Regions from separate parts of the Homo sapiens genome. Here region 1 is linked to region 2. The links are chromatin contacts, found by Hi-C or POLR2A ChIA-PET in ENCODE. All regions are on one chromosome and are shown on one strand. The core of a region is the stretch at or near the end of the contact, and the rest is flanking DNA. Distances in the headings are between cores, read along the strand shown. Region 1 overlaps LOC105378209 (a long non-coding RNA gene). Region 2 overlaps ARHGAP26 (Rho GTPase activating protein 26).

Region 1 (4,920 bases), core at 201-2,700, 490 kb before region 2:
AGGAAGGGTCTTGGATTCTCCTCTTTTGCTAATTTTTGATGTATTATTATTAAATGATTGTAACCATCATTAGAATTCTATGTATTTATGTGTAAATTTAAAATATTTGTAACTTTAGTATTTAGAACTACTTTAAAACAAAACCATGTACAAGCCTATCCATATTCTTTCAGTTTCATTGTGGCTGGATACTATGTTGCCTTGAATTTTACCTGTTACTTGCCCAGCTTCTGGATTTCCAGTATCAGAACATTAGAGGTTCATATTTTCCATACAAAAATAGAAAAAGTCATAATGGCGTGAAAGTCCCTGGGAGATTCACCCTTTCTTCTAGTGTGGTGTCTCAGCAAGTTCCCAGGCATATCACAGGATGGGAAGGATGGGGAAATACTCACCTAGGGCACTTACAAGGAGATAAGAATGGGAGGGCAGAGGGAGTTGGTCACCACGCTTGAACAAAGGGAGAAAAATATGTACACCTCTCATGAGTCATCAGTGAAAGTATCCAGCATGCTCAGGGGGCCTCCTGAACTTTGAAACTTGGATTTAATCCAGACATGAAATATGGAAAGTCACTCTTTATGCAATGCTTTCATCACCACCTCCGTTTTGCCTCTCTTTCATCTCAGTTAAGAGATACAAGACAGGTTCTTGTAATGACTGCCTGTGATTGCCATGCTAACAAAACTATTTACATGGAAATTAGGAATCCCATGTAGAATTCCAGAATCAAAGGTCCTGTGGATATGGTAATCAAGAAAATGTCTTTATATCCACATTATTGTGCCCATATGGTTATGATGCCATCTGGGTGCTAATTCTAATGCTATTCTTTCATGAGATGTTTAATAGTGCTCAATATTATTGACTGTTTAGTAGGCAGTAGAATTAGAGTTCCAATTATATGAGGTCATAGCACTGGCTACATGAGTGACCAGAAAGATGACTTACAGGGATTCCAGAAAACACACACACACACACACACACACACACACACACGCGTACACATGCACGTACACATACATGTATGCACTCATCAGGTAACTCTTTAAAAATTACTTAAATTCCTGATGAAGAGGCTACCACTTCTAAACTAATAAATGTCATGTGGACAGATATCTCCTTAGTAGCTGGGCTCATGCCATCCCTGCCCAGAAAAGGGGGCTAGAATCCCACAGAAAAAGCAGAAGATTATGCCCTCTTAGGAACTATAGTCCATCCTCCCAAGGTTTTTTTCCCCTTTAAGCAAATCCTCCTCACAAAAGAAAGATATGTTTATTTGTATTTTCAGTTAAGTTGACTATTTATTCACATTTCCTGCTGATGAGTCATTTATGCAGTTTACTGAAAAAAATAAATTGGTCACTAAAGCACTGCAAAATTAGGGTTCAAAGACGCAAAACTGACGTAAGCATCAAATAGGTACAGGTTAAGAATTTAATCAGCAAATAGATCAGTCAGCACGCTAGGACAGTACTCACACAAAGACTGGGTTTTGTTTAATTCTTTTCCAAGGGATCAGCACAGCCAGCCTGTCTGGAGCACCTCTGTTGGTTTTGCTCATCAGATACTTGTAAACAGAGCAAACACAGATATTTGATCAAGAAACCAAACCCCACATGCCTGGAATCAAGTGTGAGAAAATATCTTGGGCTTACTCCCATGATGCCTGTGTAAAAGTCGCACCGTTTGTCTGTAAATAAAAGGCCTGAGTTTAGCAGAAGATCATAGGAAAATGCAGCAAATGCACCATGTTTACAATGTGCAAAGGCAGAGAGAAGCATCAGTTCTCAGCATGAGATTGTTGGTTATGCCTGTGGGGGAGCAGATGGGAGATCACTATTGATCTCTAAAGTAGCTGGGTCAGCCAGACATGTTGGCTCATGCCTGTAATCCCAATAATTCAGGAGGCCAAGGTGAGAGGACTGCTTGATCCCAGGAGTTCAAGATTACAGTCAGCTGTGATTGCACCACTGCACTCCAGCCTGGGCAACAAAGCGAAATGTGGTCTTTTTTAAAATAAACAAATAAAATGTAAAAGTGGCTGGGCCTGTGCTCCATATACAGACTCATTTGCCCTCTTCTCAAGAACTCATCTGCTTTTAAAACTGGAGGATGATTGTTATTTTTATTTCTTCTTCTGGATACATTTTTAACCAACGTTAGAAAAATCAACCAGAGAGACAAATATCCATATACATACAGTAGCTTCACTAAAATATCTAGGATGGTCGAAACTGTCACCAAGGAGCCTTAGAAATGGATATTAATAACATGTACTTACCATGTGCTAGGCACCACATATATTACCTGTGTTAATTAATCCTCAGAACCATGGAAGAGTTACCATTATTATTCTCAACTCATGGATGAAGAAAATGAGACATAGCTTTGCCAACATTCACAGCAAATAAAGGGTGGCCCATCTTGACTCCAAGTTCAAGGTCTTAGCCACTACTTTGCTGACGCCCATTGAAGATGAATCAAGCACACCTGCACCATATCCAGCTGGTTGTATTATATCCAGTCCTTCTTATTTTGCAAAGAACCAATTCTCCAAATTAAAAGTCTCTTAATATCACCCTAAATCTACAATCCATAAAACACACCTTTGATTTGTCATATACATTTTCTTTAATGAACAAAGACAAAACTTTGAAATTTTGTTCAATTGTTTGAAACAATGACCTCCACATGTTGCCTAACCTAACAGATGAAGTGAAACAATCATTTTATAGCTCCAGTTCTTTATCTGCTATTACAGCCTCCAGCGTTTAACAAACTGTCACAATGTAAATCCCACAAGGTTCTCTAGAGCTCACACAGTTCTGTGTCCACCAAGCACTGAGCCATGTTTATTGTATATGTTCACGCTTGTATCAGGTGCTGCAGGTGTGTTGGCTCCCCTAAAGGGAACAGACATTCCGGCTCCGTTCTTTTTCTCCTTTTACAAAAACTATTTTCAACTACCCCCTCCATCCACCTGCCCCTACAACCTCATTCTTCTCAAATTTGCATGCTTCAACAAGTGCGATACTGTTGAACTGCAGTAAAAGTTTCACTGTTTCCCAAGGCAGGTGGTGCCTATAACTTCACCAAGGCCTGAGAAAAAAAGGATCGCTTTAAAAGTCAGGCGCTGGGTTGTCTCCCTTTCCTTGTTGTCTGCTTGGGCATTCCCTGGTACCCCACTGTCTATAAAGGATGACTAGTGCTGAAAGATAGGAGAATGACCCACATTAGCCTTTATTTTCTAAAGCTAAGTTTAAAGTACTTGCAATAGATAATCAAAAGAACTGGGAATTTAACTCTGAGCATAGCAATTTTCACCTGATTTTCTTTGCCTTCCAGAAAAGTGCCTGAAAACAGGAGGTATGCAATAAGTAATTGCTGAATAAATAAATGAATGATGCATGGGTAAATGAATGAAAATGATCTTCTCTCCATTCTATTCCTCTTTGGGTGGCCAACTTCGCTGTAAACTTCAAGTCTTAACTTAAAGATCACTTCATCCCAAAAGGCTTTTTGTAACTGCCCCACCACCACCAAATTAGATGAGTTCCTCCATTCTTTGCGTTTTCTTTCATTATGCTAATCCCTGTAATAATTCATATAACGGTTATTTTAAGTACTTATTTATTGCCACTCTCCCTTCTAGAACATAAGCTCCCTGATGGAAATGATGGGGTCTGCTGTGTTCCCTGCTCTACCCAGCATCCAGCAAGTGCCTACCATCAATTACGCACTTGGTAAATATTGTTGAATAAATGACAGAAGTTGCTATACAACAAAGATTTAATCTAGAAAGCTCTGTGGACTTGGATAGACCCAGTCCAGAGAGCAGCATGTGTCCTCATGGTGCATGAAATACACCAAAAAGTTTTAAAATCTCTTGCAGGGGCTCTTGTTCCTGACCTTTTCTTTTCTTTTTTTTTTTTTTTTTTTTTTTTTTTTTTTGCTGGACTGCCTGACAGAGGTTTCTGTTTTCCTCATGCCCTGGATGTCCACACAGCTGCACACCGAGCACAGACTTATTCATAGGCAGCTTCCTGTCACGTGAGGGGCTCCAGATTTAGTTTTCTGCCACAGCCAACAGACTCAAAGGGCCCATGCCCACCTCTGCTGGTCCACAGGTTCAAACGCTGCTGCCTGCGCAGTTGAGCCCTGGCCCCTCAGTTGCCCTCTCCCACTGTGGGAAGGAGACAGATGGGTTCTCCACATGCCTGCTGCTACTGGGAATGGGGTGAAGAAGAAGGCTACTGGCCTGGCTGTAAGAGGGCTTTCTGCGAGGGAATCTGGCTGGGACAGGAGCCCAGTGGGCTGGTGGGGAGCCTGACTGGTGGGGGGCACTTAAAGAGTTCATTCCTGGGTTGACATTAAAAGGAGCACCCCATAGTTCCAGTTCTATTTCCCTCACCATCCACTAATACCCAGCTTCCTCCATGCAGGGGATGGGTAAACTGTGTCACTGGTATTTAGGAACTAATCTAATCACATCAAGCCAGAGAGCCCTAACTCTATACTCACTTTCTCATCTGGGTAAGCCCCTTAACACCCCTAAGCCTCAGTTTCCTCACTGTGAAATGGCAATAATGCCTACCTGTTTGTGCTATGATAGGAATCCAGGATTCATAAATAATAATAATAAACAACAATGTGTGAGCACTTACTATGTGCCAGACATTGTGTGATAAACTCGAGATGTGTTTAATCCTCACAACTTGCTTCTGAGGGAGCACCTCTTATTATTCCCATTTTTATAGATGAGGGAACTGAGGCTGCAGAGAAGTTGTGCACCTGCCCAAGGTCACCTGGCTGGAACATGATGACGGAATCTGTATGACTTTCCATTACTGCAGAGGTTCTGAGCTTGGACTCTGAAGTCCAACGGTGTAGTTTACAATCCAGCTGCACAGCATACTG
Region 2 (5,309 bases), core at 41-2,540:
ATGGTCGTTTGCTGCACCCATCAACCCGTCATCTACATTAGGTATTTCTCCCAAGGTTATCCTCCTCTTCCCCCTACCCCCTGTTAGGTCCCGGTGTATGCTGTGCCCCTCCCTGTGCCCATATGTTCTCACTGTTCAACTCCCACTTACGAGTGAGAACATGCAGTGTTTGGTTTTCTGTTCCTTCTCTTAGTTTGCTGAGAATGGTTTCCAGCTTCATCCATGTCCCTGCAAAGGACATGAACTTATTCTTTTTTATGGCTTCATAGTATTCCATGGTGTATATGTGCCACATTTTTTTTTTTATCCAGTCTAACATTCATGGGCATTTGGGTTGGTTCCAAGTCTTTGCTATTGTGAACAGTGCTGCAATAAACATACGTGTGCATGTGTCTTTACAGTAGAATGATTTATAATCCTTTGGGTATATACCCAGTAATGGGATTGCTGGGTCAGATGGTATTTCTAGCTCTGGATCCTTGAAGAATTGCCACACTGTCTTCCACAATGGTTGAACTAATTTACACTCCCACCAACAGTGTAAAATCGTTCCTATTTCTCCACATCCTCTCCAGCATCTGTTGTTTCCTGACTTTTAAAAGTTTCATTTCTTTGAAGAGTAATGATATTGAACTTTTTCCCATGTCTACTGATCCAGTGACTTTTAAGGTCCCAGGCACAATTAGTCTGCAGCAAAGCAAATCAAAAGAACAGGTAAAGAAGACGACATACCAGGCAAGGATGGCACCTTAGTTCTACATTTTAAAAATTTAATAAAGCTCTACACCTATTAAGGTATCCTTGTGTTTATAATCCATATATCTTTCACAAATTTTCATGGGGAAGAAAAATAGTTGGGAGATGTCAGATCCCCCCTGTGAAGCTGGGCAGACTCCACCAGACTCCACCATGGCACTTGGGAGGCATTATATAAACGTTTGTGGCTACCACAGAGACCAAAAATGGATTGTGCTGCCTCTTCCCTGGTCTATTTCATAGAGGCACTGGGATGCTGTAAGGACAAAGCAAGCAAGGGAGGTGAAAAAAGTACTGAAAATTATCAAGGGCTGTACAAAGCACAATGATAAGGAGAAGGAGGAGGAGAACTAATTTAAACAGAAGTTTCAAAGAGGCAGGATTGGAGTATATGCAGAGAACGTTATTAGTGAAGAATGCTTTGGTAAGAAAGCAAGCTTTCTCCTCTGGTATTTCATGAGCTGTGCAATGAAAGAGTCTCTGTCTCCCTAGAGCCCGGATGGGCGACGCAACAGGCACAGGGGTGTAACCAGGCCACAAAGTCCCAAACGCCAACTTTTAATTGTGTGACCGGCATGGGTCCAGCAGTGATTAGCAGAACCAAGCACTGTTGCTCAAGCTTTATGAGGATCAGCATTCTGAGTTAGGGGAGGAAAAAGATTGCCTCTGATAAGAACTTGTTCTAGGAGAGTCAAACAAGCACCCCTTTTCTGCATGTTTGGGGCCGACACTGAGGTCTTTAATGAAGGGAAACCTCTGAAAGAAATGGAGGTGGCATTTCTAGGAAGACCTGCCAGGGGAGACTCACACTCTGGTACTTGCTAGTGGAACAGACTGAAGTTTATCAGGAGGGAGCCCCAGGCCTGGAAGGCAGGAAGTGAAGAGAAGAGGGAGGGATATCTGGGCTGGAGCAGAGCAGTCTCCCCAGCCAGGCGCGCACTGTACGGGTTCTCTGTGAGATGTAGAGAGGGTCCCTTACTCACGGTCCTGCTGTCTATATCACTCAGAAACAAAACCACCACCAACCTACCCAGTTCCACTTACCACATAGTTTTGAATCATGGAAAAGGCTAGTAATTACTACAAAAAAAACATGCTGCAGGCTCCTGGGGCTCCTGGCTATTGTTTCATGTTCTCCAGACTCCAGTTCTATCAGCGCCACCACAGCCCCTAAGGAAAATAGAACCTGTTGCCATAGTAGCTGCTTCCCCCTTTTTAAGGAAGGCACACTCTAAGCCATTATGGAAGAAAAAAAAAAAAAAAGCTTTTATGTCATATGACGAACTTTCCCTTCTCCAGCTTCTCTCCCTATCTTGTCCAGTTAAATTTTGTGTAGAACATGCAGCAGAAATTGAAATGTCGACATTTCCATTAAGCAATGACAAAAAAATTAATCCAGTTCCCAGAGAGAGGGAGGTAGGAAGCAATTGTTCAAGGCAACAGTGTGTGTGTCTGTTTCAGGGAAATTAAAAAAAAAAAAGAAGGGAAAAGTAATTAAAGAAAGATATTACCTGAAGAGCATTATATCTGACAAACACCAAAGCACTGCCTGGTTGGATGTTAAGGAAAGGAGAGGGAAAAAAATCAGAAATGGTGACACCTGATGAGAAGGAGTCACCCCCAAAGAGCTAAGAAAACAATCACCTTTTGTTAATAAAAACCAAAGGAAAGAGTGAGGACTGTATGAAGGCCCAGGAAAGACACATTTAAGGCCCACTCCCTGAGCAGAAATAGAAGGTGTATGGGGCCACAACCCTACATCAAGAGACCTGTTGGTCCCCAGCACTGAAAGTGAAACAAAAAATTATGAGAAAGAGAAATGACACACTCGAACCAGAGTAATTTTCTGTTTTGCCCTCATCTCTAAAAATGCATCCTTCCTGCCAGACTCATTCTCATTCCTTCCTAACTCTCTTGCAATGATCCAAGAGAGAGGTGTTCTGGCATATGACGCATTCTCAGTGATGCTTCTCAAGTGAAGAATGGCTTCAGAACTCTTTGGTTTTTTGTTTGTTTGTTTGTTTTTTGAGATAGAGTCTTGCTTTGTTGCCCAGGCTGGAGTGTAGTGACACAATGTTTGTTCACTGCAACCTCCGCCTCCCAGGTTCAAGCCATTCTCCTGCTTCAGCCTCCCAGGTAGCTGAGATTACAGGCACACGTCACCACACTCAGCTAGTTTTTCAATTTTTTTAGTAGAGACAGGGTTTCGCCATGTTGGCCAGGCTGGTCGCGAACTCTTGACCTTAAGTGATCCTCCCGCATTGGCCTCCCAAAGAGCTGGGATTACAGGCATGAGCCACCGTGCATGGCCTCTATTTGAGTCCAGAAAATGGAGATACATGTACCCATTCATACTAGAAAGGAGAAGCAAAGGAGCACCTTATGAAAATCAAGTGCATGCCTAAGGTAAACAGACTTCATTTCCTGCCCACAAAGCCAGCAGAGTCCCTAAGGAGACTGCCAAGCAGTGACTACCTGGGTTTTATGTCCAAAACCTAAAACTGGAAGAAAGGAAGCTACGCTTCCCAAATTCACACCATGGGAGGTGATTAAGCTGAAAATCAGAGGTGATACCGTAAGTACAAGAAACAATGTCCAGTTGTAAATCCCACATCTACGGGATGTTGGTGTAAAACTACTTTCACAGCAGAGAAGAAAGTCTGCATCATTTAACTTGCTAGTGTTACCAGGATTTATGGTGCCAAGGATAAGGCTAGTGACTGGATGTTCCTTCGCTATTTCCCACACAATGTAGGCCATGGCTGTTTGGCTCTTATTTATTATTCAAGGGTTGTTCTTTATGGATTTTCCCTTTGTGTATACAAGAAGTATTCTGCAGCTTCTCTAGGATGAGTATTTGTGTGGACTTATTTACCTTTATTTTTCTTTTCAGAAGTGGCTGTGATACTGAACCTGATATTTCACGTCTCTCAATTTTAGAAAATTCTCAGCCATTCTCTTCAAATATGACCTCTTCCCATTTGCTCTAGTCTCACCTGGAGCTCCCATAGCCATATTTTGGACCTTCTCATACTGCCTTTCATGTATCTTCAAGTGTTTTCTATTTCATTATTTCCCTGGACTGCATTCTGGCAAATTGTCTGAAGTTATTTTCCTGTTTGCTCAGTCTTGCATCTACTTTGGTTAGTCTGATATTTATTGCATCAGCTATGTTTTTAATTTCAACAATATTTAAAAATTTCTGTACCTTCTAGTTGGTTCTTTCAAATATGCCTGTTCTTTTGGTTTTAATCCCTTATTATTGTTTTTATTTTTGAAACATAACTATTTTATGGTCTCAATGGAATTTTTCTATTATGATTTTATTCTTGAAGTTCTTGGGTTTTGATATTCCCCCACATTGCTTCCCGCTATTGCCACCACTCTAGCTAATGGTGGGTTACTTCCTTGTGTGTTTATAATTTTGGACTTATCAGCAGAGGAACTTCACTTATGGAAATCCTAAATAACACAGGTTAAGTGCACACAGAGTGAGTATACAAGAGGTATCACTGAGTGACACTGCGAAAATGAATTTGAATGTGGTTACAAATTTCCTTACAGATGCCAGGCTGAGATAGAAAAATAAATTCCCTATTGAATCCCTGTGCTAGAAAGTAGATTTTTTATCTCGTCCATCCTTTCAATGATGGTGAGGCCTGTCAAGGATCCCTGATTAAGGTAGGGTCTCAGTTCCAACTTCTTCCACCCCACAAGTGGTCCCCATGTCTCACCCTCATTCTCACATGGTTTTGAAATCCAAGTTAACCAACACTGGCAATTCTATATTCCTCTACCTGTGCCCCCCACCTGCCCAGGGCAGCTATGTTGTCAGCTTAGGTCCTTACTTTCTGGGAATATAATTTTTTAGGGATATGTAAGTTTTGCTTAACTTACGCTATTTACTATGAATGAAGACTCAGCTTCTGCAAAGATAGATATCAAACTAAGTTAAAATTGGTATGTTTGCAAATTATTTTTGTCTGGTAGAGATGCAAATAACTTCTGTCCAGCAGAAAAGATAATCTCAAAAGTTGAGGTTTTATTGCCCTACAGAACATTAACCAGTTTTAAATCAAACTTTGTGACCTTTTTTCAGCATTGTGTCTTTCATTGGACATATAAACAAGCCTCTGCTGTCCTCTTTTGAAGCCACTTTCTATTTCTACTGGTAGCCTCATAGACCTTTGACGTGTTTATTCTATACTATACTTTCACAAAGTCATGTTTAAAAAATATTTTTAAAGTTATACTTTAACACTAACCCTATTTATTGAATGTTCATCAAGTTTAAGGCAATGTGTTAATTTCTTAATATGTGTTATACTATTAAATTCATTTTCTATGAGGGAGAAGTTATTACTCCAATTTGAAAGATGAAAAAACTGAGGCTCGGAGGAATTGAATACTTAGCAAGGTTGTCACCTAGCTAAGAAAGAACAGATCCATGATTCAAGTCCAATCTTCATGTTTTTTTCTCTTTGCAATATTATGGGCTGAATATTGTTTTCCTATCATGTCTACCCACTGTTGATAATATTATAAAGAATTGG

The links. A loop is a pair of places that touch in the nucleus more often than their neighbours do. ChIA-PET counts read pairs that join two places held with the same protein, here RNA polymerase II (POLR2A). Pooled maps may share reads with other maps.
Region 1: a loop to region 2 is called in a pooled map, with 1.9 times the contacts of the local background. The contact joins two enhancer-like sites. A Hi-C loop is called at or near these places in 1 of 37 single-sample maps with no recorded cell type and 8 of 50 pooled maps. POLR2A ChIA-PET finds 5 or more read pairs at or near these places in 1 of 52 experiments (activated B cell).

The regions. Positions count from the first base shown.
Region 1 is chr5:143,592,006-143,596,925 of GRCh38, reverse strand. All of the region lies in intron 3 of LOC105378209 (a long non-coding RNA gene), which reads right to left. Among named protein-coding and RNA genes, the nearest start is that of MIR5197, 85 kb to the left of the region's middle. RefSeq lists a cis regulatory region at 528-541 and enhancers at 463-607, 428-722, 486-1,685, 4,143-4,202. Within about 2 kb of position 1,450, at least 9 of the 41 ENCODE cell types and tissues checked have a DNase peak (open chromatin) inside an H3K27ac peak, as active enhancers do.
Region 2 is chr5:143,098,567-143,103,875 of GRCh38, reverse strand. The region is part of intron 17 of ARHGAP26 (Rho GTPase activating protein 26); the gene reads right to left. Among named protein-coding and RNA genes, the nearest start is that of ARHGAP26-IT1, 91 kb to the left of the region's middle. Within about 2 kb of position 1,290, at least 3 of the 41 ENCODE cell types and tissues checked have a DNase peak (open chromatin) inside an H3K27ac peak, as active enhancers do.